Linked DNA regions of Homo sapiens: region 2 is linked to region 1. A link is a contact called in ENCODE Hi-C or POLR2A ChIA-PET data. All regions are on one chromosome and are shown on one strand. The core of a region is the stretch at or near the end of the contact, and the rest is flanking DNA. Distances in the headings are between cores, read along the strand shown.

Region 1 (4,404 bases), core at 488-2,987:
CTTGGTCTTGCCTGAGTCCCCGTAAGTCCTGAGGCACCAGTCCTGGAACTGGCGGTACATGTCGCGCTCGCTCTCCATGTTCCCCGCGCTCGGCCGCTGGCCGGATGCTCCCAGCGCACTTCGCACCTGTTCACCCTAGGCTCATGAAAAATGCAGCCCCGGCCACGTTGCAGGGATGCGAGGTCCCGGCCGCAGCGGGAGCCTGCTTTGGGTGGGGGAAGGGATGGGAAGAGGGGAGGAGGGTCCGGTTGGGCACCAGCAATCAATGCCCCGTGCTACCAAGTCTGGTCCATTCGTAATTGCAACGGCTGTCTCGGACGTTTTTCCTGTTCCCTTAGCGGTCGGTCTCTTTAATATTTTGTGACCAGGACCATCCCAACACCATTCTGGCCCAGAGGAGCTGGGTTTTCAATAATTAAAATCCCATTCCTTGGTTTATTAAAAATCCCAATATTGAATTGGGGTGGTCCCTAGACGCCTCGCCCCCGGGCTGCGTCCGGGGCTGGGCAGGTGGAGCGCAGCGCCGCCTCCCCGCGCGCGCCCCAGAAGCTTCCCCAGCCACTGGCCCCGTGGTCCAGGAGTGAGGGCTGCGCCTCTCCCGAAAGCAGCCGCCCGCCCAGCGCCTTTGAGCCCCGAAGGGCACACGGGTCCCGGATCTCTCCTTCCTCCTGGGTCCTGCTTTGACCTTCCCCACGACGGGTGTTAAGGGACTAGAAAGAGAAAGTTCTTACCTGTCATGTTTTTAAACCTATCAAATTCTGTTTTACAGAATTTTTTATCAAGATATTTTTTAAAACGGTTTAAAATGTCATTTCTTCAGATGCATTTTGAATAAATTCCAGCCCTGTATGTAGATTCTACGAGTTAAGTCCCAGAAATTAGCAAAGCATTGATGGAGATTTGGCCATAGTTCTACAGGATAGATTGTAGTGCCCCAAACAGATATCCGTTCCAGGGGGATGTGGGTAACCGAAGGCAGGCCGCTGGCGGCGGGTATCCCGAATAATGATGGGACCCCCAGACAGGACTCCTCTGGTTTCTGCTGAACAAGACATAGAAGTAAGTTTAGGATACAGATGCTTGAAAACCTTTGCACGAAATTAAAATATATACAGAAAGATCATTTTCCCCTTGCTTGGTCACAGTTTGCAGTTCACACGGGAGGTTTCAGTTGTCTATTTTCCCCCTGCCACGTCATGGACACCCCCTCCACTGCTCTGAGTAGCCAAATATGAGTTCCTCTGGACTATTTTTCCAAGCAGATGAAGTCAGCAGTTGCTCCATTCAGGACTTCCATCCATTTGTTTCCAGAGCTGGAAATAGGGGAGTTCCCATCCTCCTCGCGCGGCGGCTGCGGCCGCTCCTCTTTATTCTACTCTCACCCGAGGCCCGCGCCCGTCCCGGGGAGCGGCTCTGCCAGGAAAACGGCCCGACCAGTGCCCGGCGCCTGGGCTGCGTCCGAGCCCACCTTCTTCCCTCGTCGTCGTCTCCCAGACTAAATCCCGGAAAGGGAAAGCGGGATGTTTGCGCCCACCGCGCTGTAGCTGGTCCTGACACTTGCAAAATGGTCAGTGGCTCCTGCTCGGCCAGGCTGAGTGTGTGCGTGTGTGTGAGCAAGGGAGCGAGGGTGTGCGGTGTGCAGGGGGTGCGCTGTGTGTGCGCGCGTCTCCGGGAAGGTCTCGCGGCGGCTGGAGCCGGGACTGACAGCCCGGGCGGAGCGCAGGCAGCTCCACACGCTAAACCTCTCGCCTCTCCCCTCACCCCCACCCCTCCCACTCCCCTCTCCTTCCCCCACCCTCCCCGGCCCCTTCCAAGCTCTCTGATTGGCCAATGGGACAAAAGTTTCTGTGGAGACGGCTGGGCGCTGACGTCACGGGCAGAATTGTCCCATTTAGGGATCCCGGGGGCAGTGCGCATGCTGCAGGCTGCAGGTTAGAGGCAGAAGGAGGTAGCAGCGGGCCCGGCGGCAGCCAGGTGGCAGAAAGGAGCACGCAGCATCCAGGTGGGGGGACGACTCCAGCAGGGTTTCCATGGAGATTCCTCTGGGTCTAGCCTAAAAACAGCAGATCAGCTGACACCATTAGCTCAGGACCTAATTACTGCTTATTGGAGCAACAAATGAGGGAAAGGGCCAGCTGCAAAGGAAGAGTTTTTATCCCCCCACCCCATTCCCCCATCTCCTTTCTCCCCCTCTCTCCATCCCTCTTGAGTCCCGGGTGAATTCTCATTAACTTGCAAGATTCCTGCAACAACAGCTCCCCTTCTCCAGAGGCCACCCCGACTGCTTTTATTCTTTTATTTCCTTCTTTTGTATTAAAAAGAAATGCTAAAATAAATCAGTTGTTGAGTCCTTGAATTTTTGTTCAATACGTATTAGACCATAGAGCTCAGAGAAGACACTGTCCAATGAAGTCACAAGTGAATCTAATACAAGGGACTCAGGGGAAAAATATCACTTTCAATTTATTGAGGTGAATCTTTAGATATTTCACATTAAAAAAATCTTAATATCTTAAATACATAAATATTTGAAACACGCAATTGGACAGAAGATATCCTGAACCACCCTTCTAGTGGGGTATACTTCACAGGAGCAACTCTGTTAAGTTTCCCTTTGTGGCATCAGAGCTCAATTTAGTTAGATATTGGTCATGTGTTTCCTGGAAGTTTCTGGAAAGATAATTGGTCCTGGGGTAGTCATTCAAGAATAAGCTGGTTCTATAGAATTCACTTTCTCATATGGTTATAGTTCACAATTATAGAACTATTTTATGCAGCTTTTCATCTAAAAAGGCATCCCATCCCCTCTAAGCTTTATTTATGTACTTTCAGCCTCCAAAAACCTTCCTTAATCATTCAACTTAATATTAACTTTCTTCTATAATCATCTGTATTGTGTCTTTCAAACATTTTTTAGCCCTGTCTTGTAGTAAGCCATACACTTTACATTGACATGTAGTGCATACATACATTTGTTCTGCAAAAATTTTATGAAAACATCTATTTTATTACCTGCAATATACACTGATATTTGCCTTTTTCTCTCCTGTTGATTTTGTTATTATTATTTGGTAAAGTATAGTCCCAACCAAAAAAATTTATTTTATGACCCAGCAAAGAATGACTGGCAACCTACAATTTGAAAAATATTGTTTTAGATCATAATGACTACACTGCTCCTTTTACCTTATTTATATTTTCATATGAGTATGTTTTGTTGGTCAAATAAAATCTTAATTGGAAAACCCTTGAAAGTTTATGTCTTTTTTCTTGTTTTGTGCAATGAACAATGTGCACAGTAAGTGCTTAATAAATTGAGTTAATAAATTAATGAAAGAAGGAGAACAAGAGTAAGGGAAGGAAGGAAGAAGGTAGGCATAATCTTTGTCCATTCTTGTTGGCTTTTGCTGGGTAGTGTTTGGTTGAAGTTGGTCCCCCGTCTTAAGGAAATGACAGGGCTTTACCACACACACATGTGTTCATTGTATTTATAACTATACTTGACACCCTAATGCATAGCAACTAGAACACCCTAGACATACAGAACTCCCAGAAGATAAATATGTCATCAACCCCCACTTGTATTCACTAGATTTGATATACAAGCACAAAAACCCCACAAAATGAAATAGATTATATGAAATACATTCTTTTTAAGAAGAAAAGGTAAATGATTAACTACTGAAAGACTGTTTGCATTGGAGGAAAGGAATACAGGGTTCAAAGATTTCAAGGGTCCTAAGTCTCAGAGCCCTGCAGATTCTCTTGTTTTCAGTGGAACCCAAAGTGTAATATGCTCTGTACTTGCACCCATTATTAGTTGTGCTGGCTGAGCCAACACCTTCAACCATATCTTGTCCACCTAGGAAGGTAGGCACCTAACAAAAATCTAAAATCTGCTTCAGCAACTTACTCTGGACTAATTTTCCTTCTTTGAACTTCTCTAGAGTCAGGTCTGACCAGCCCCATCTCAGGGTCATCCTGAGCTGCTTCCTCAGCTATATGGTTCATGTGAACAGGCTGCCTGGGATTTAACCTGGTATGTTCCCAGGACACTTTCCTCAGAATTGCCTGGCTACAAAGCATATCTCTCCGAAATGTTTTTCTTCACCCCTTCTGAATGCCAATCCCCAATCTGGGCCCAGGGGTCCTGTCTGCCTGGCAGGCAGAGGAAGAAAAGAGAGGAAGAGGAAGGCAAAAAGGTATGTGAAACTTATATTTTAATTTAAAATAATCCAAAACGTGGGCTATCATCAATATGATTTTTGTTATAGAAGTAAAATTTCTTCCAACTTCATGGTCAGTTTGTAAATGACATTTTAAAAATCCAGAAAATCTTGCACTTTATTATCAATCACAAATATTTACACAACACTATGTGTTCATCAGCAAAATGTTAGAGTA
Region 2 (4,404 bases), core at 901-3,400, 590 kb after region 1:
ATATAGAAAATTAAAAACTATCTACCTCAGTGCTTATTTGAGAGATAATAGCTAAATTAGAAGGTGCTGACACCGAGGGCTTTTTTTTTTCTTTTTTTTTTTCAAAAAAAAAGAAAAAAAAAAAGCTTCAGAGTAATCCTCGGGCATTTCCTTCAGGGTTAAGCCAGAAAGAGAAAGTTTAGCAAAATGAACCAAGGCTAAGGAAGGAAGTTCTGAGAACCTTGTCTGCCAACCCCAACTGGCCATTTACGAAGAGGACATTAGATAAATGTAAAAAACAAAACAAAAGCTAAACAAAAAAATCCACTTGAGAGACATCTAAAAATACCTGTTTAATATTATATTAATAGGTACCTGGATAGAAGGGTCCCATATTAAAATAGGTTTAAGGAAATCTAAGAAAACCAGTTTTCTGCATCTCAGAACGTCTGTCAACCTTTAACATACCAGGCTAATTCTGAGCCCTCGAAGTCCTGGTGTTTGCTGTCTTTCCACTCAGCTTTGTTCAGTGTAAGATTTCATCCTCCTCCAAGAGTAAGGGTGGAGGGTGAGGGAGGGGGGCTTGGTGGAGGTGACAGTCACAGGAGTCACATCTCACTACAGAGGTCCCCAAGCCCTTACAGCTCATCACCTAGGTGGCGTCTCAGACCAATTACTAAACTAATTACTGGTTAGAGAAAAAGTATGACAGCAATGGCCATTGTGTAATCCACTTTCACCTCCTGTGCTCAGAAGGGCCATCCCTTTCCCTCAACCCATGAGCAATCCATGAACAAATGTGGGTCAAATAAAGATGAAGGGAATGGCTGGTAGGTAAGGGACTAGCAATGTCAGCACAGTTACAAAGTTCAAAATATAACTAAGTTATTGATTAGATCTTTACAATTGTGAAAACCCTTCCAGTTCTCTCTTGGGCCCAGGAGTTCAAAGGAAACAGTATAACTGCTACAGTGCTTTCTCCTCACCCCATCCCATCACCCTCCAAAAAGCACTCTCTAGTGGCCAAAGTCTATCCTCTTTAGGGCAGTGAAAGAAGCAACAAATGCATGTGTCCCCTTGGAGGTAAACTAAGTTTTCTAGTCTGCAGAAACAAGCCCACAATATCACAGATTCTGTAGAAATACAGATAGTGTGACCCCGATAAATCGCATTCCCCACTTTGAGAGCAGTGCACCTGAATCACACCCTTATGTGTCCCTGGTTCTCTGACTGAGGAGTCACTCTTTGTATAGTTAATCCTGGGAAGATGGTTTTAGCAGTTTCCAGGTAACTTGGTTAAAATCAATTTGACCAAAAACAATTTAGTTAAAGGTAATTTGGTCACAAAAATCTCTCCAGAATGTTAACTAGTCAAAAATGAATATCCTGAGTTATGAATATTTCTAGTTTCTGTGATAATTATTAATGGAATGAGCGAATGTGGGCAAATTTACCCACAAAATCTGCCCGCAGAGACCAGTGGCTGCCCCTTGGTGAGTGGGATTGTGGGTGTTCCTATTGTATTCTTTTGCTGGCTTGCATTTTAATGATAAAACAGATAAGGTAGCCAGGCATGGTGGCACATGCCTTTAGTCCCAGCTACCCAGAAGGCTGAGGCAGGAGAATCACTTGAACCCAGGAGGCAGAGGTTGCGTGAGTTGAGATCACGCCACTACACTGGGCAACAGAGCGAGACTCCATCTCAAAAACACAAATCAAAACAAAACAAAACAAAAAAAACAGGTAAGGTCATGATTTTCTACGTTGCTTCTGTAATAAGAAAAAGTAAAATGAAGGGATATGGAATGTTTCAGGCTTGAGGGTTTTGTTTTCCCTTCTTTAAAGTTTTTCTAATTCACGTTAAGCCAAAATGCCAGCTGTGCTTGTTTGGCAATTTTTCTATTTTTGTGCATAGGGTTGAGAGATATTTAGCTCGTTCCAGCTACTCCCTTATTGTTGGTGAACACAGAGCAAGAATAACTGGCTGAAAATAAGTCGGAAATTTTAAAAAACAAAGAGAAAGCAACAGAAAATTTGAAGTTGATTTTCTTAACGCTTTAAAATGCATTAGAAGAGAAAACAACACTATGTTGCAACATAATTTCCAGTAATTAGGGCACCATTCAGTGGTAGGGTGTTCCCTGTGTAATTCCAGGGAGCATCATTGACACAGCTTAGGAGATGAAGGGCGCCCCCTGCAGTCATGTGCCATGGCAACCTAAACATAAACTTACCTAATAACACTACTATTTTGTCAGATTGTTCTTGGCCCAATTATAAGCTGTTTTAATGGGTTGGAACATTTGTTTATACTTCTGTCTTAGGGCTCCTGGATAGTTCTAAGGATCTTAAGGGATTCTAAATCCAATGCTGTAAGCCTGGTATGTCATGTGCTGTTCTAAAGCTTTGGGGAGGACTTTTTAAGTCTTTTTAAAAGACTAGTATTATGGAAAATACTGCATATTTATTGAGTTTCTATTACTGAACTGGTTGTTTTGCCTCTACGCCTACCCATAGACTTTCTAACGCACTGACCTACTTTAAATTCTTCAGTATCTCCCTCAGCATCTTCTGGACACAACCTAAACTCCTCAGTACAATTCAGCCATAAAAAAGAATGAAATCCTGTCATTTGAGGCAACAGGGATGAGCCTGGAGGACATTATGTTAAGTAAAATAAGTCACGCACGGAAAGATAAATACTGCATGTTCTCACTCATATGTGGGAGCTAAAAAAAAAAAACTGAACTCATGGAAGTAGAATTGTGCTTATTAGAGGCTGGGAAGGGTAGGGGGCTGCAGGAGGTTGGGGGGATAGGGAGAGGTTAGCTAATGGCTACAAAATTACAACTATGTAGGAGGAATACGTTCGAGTGTTCTATAGCACTGTAGGGTGACTATAGTTAACAAAATTTTATTGTATATTTTCAAAAAGCTGGAAGAGAAGATGTTGAATATTCCCAATACAAAGAAATGATAAATGTTTGAAATGAAGGTAACGCCCATTATCCTGATGTGATCATTACACATTGAACACATGTATCAAGCTATCACTCTGTAGCCCATAAATATGTACATTAATTTTTTTACTCAGATAGAATCTCTACAGTCTCATGGTTAATAAACTATTTGAAACAGCGGAAACCCTTTATAAATGGAGTATTTAATGAAAATGAGAGTCAATTCATGTTCTCAAAACCATAATCCGATAAAAGCCTCTGATATGCTTAACATCTGACTTTGGTGTAAAAACAATGTTCCCAGATTATATTTTGACCTTGAAAAATTAAACCTAAAGTGAATAGAGGTGGCACATTCACAGCAGTTTATCCCAGCAGCTGTGCTGGCCTGGTGACAAGCTAGTTAGCATGGTGACAAACTATATAATAGCAAACCCTTTCATTCTAATAGTGATTTGCACAGAGGAATTATAAAACACCTTGGGAAATTATGCCATTAATATTCATTAAATGCACATAGTGGCAGAAATTGAAGAACAGTGGTTCAGTGAAGCCATAGGCCCTTCAGAGAAAGATCCAGGACCCTGACTTTACCTCATTGATCATCCACAAGACCAGGCTTCCTCTTCACTACACGAGTCAGAAAACCCTTCCCTGTAAATCAAGTGCCTTCCACCCAGAAAACTGTAATTCATAGAAAGTTTTCTTCTTCTGTAGGAAGTTAATCAAGTGTTTGTCATTACATCTTTATCCTCACCGTGTCTTTGATTTTCAAATATCTTACACCAAAATCCGAAAGTTTTAGTGATAATATAAATTGGTAAATTTCTAGCTAGATAAATGAATATACGCACACCCCAACTTTATAGTAAAACTCTCATTGTGTTTCAAATGAAGTCAGCGTCTCTCTCATATATACAAAAATTTCTCTTGTTGAGCTACATGAGAGTTAATAGTTGACCTCAAAACAAAAATGTAGTGTCTTATTAAAGACATTTAATAAGTGTCTCTCTCATTAAAATGTTAACTTTACCCAAATTACTTGTGATTGCTATGTGCCAGAATCATCTACAAAAAGAAACCAGAGAAAACATTATGCCAGGAATATTTCAGCATAAAAATTAGCTTTTATATTATTCTTTCATAAAAAATGTTTATTTTGCTACTTTTTTGTCATTTGTAGCAGATATATTGAACAAAAACAGTGGAGAATGTTCATGTGATGAATAATATCTTTCCTTTTCCTTTCATCAGATATTTTCTCAATGATTTCTGACTCCAGTGGGGTGATGGTTTATGGACGATATGACCAATTCCTTCGGGAAGTTCTCAAACTACCCACGGCAGTTTTTGAAGGTCCTTCATTTGGTTACACAGAACAGTCAGCCAGATCCTGTTTCTCCCAACAGGTAGGAGAAAAATATGTTTAAGGAAGTATCTCTTTCAAACAGTGGTTGCTCTCCTT

What was found. A loop is a pair of places that touch in the nucleus more often than their neighbours do. ChIA-PET counts read pairs that join two places held with the same protein, here RNA polymerase II (POLR2A).
Region 2: a map of left lung shows a loop between it and region 1 (5-fold over the local background). The contact joins the enhancer-like site here to the promoter of NOL4 in region 1. A Hi-C loop is called at or near these places in 1 of 168 maps with a recorded cell type or tissue (left lung). POLR2A ChIA-PET finds 5 or more read pairs at or near these places in 1 of 52 experiments (HEK293).

Annotation. Positions count from the first base shown.
Region 1 is chr18:34,223,176-34,227,579 of GRCh38, forward strand. NOL4 (nucleolar protein 4) reads right to left here and starts at 1,738. Exons shown (of 11, transcript NM_003787.5): 1 at 1-1,738. The coding sequence starts at 78.
Region 2 is chr18:34,807,766-34,812,169 of GRCh38, forward strand. DTNA (dystrobrevin alpha) reads left to right here. Exons shown (of 23, transcript NM_001386795.1): 6 at 4,194-4,348. Among named protein-coding and RNA genes, the nearest start is that of DTNA-AS1, 42 kb to the left of the region's middle. Within about 2 kb of position 2,151, at least 9 of the 41 ENCODE cell types and tissues checked have a DNase peak (open chromatin) inside an H3K27ac peak, as active enhancers do.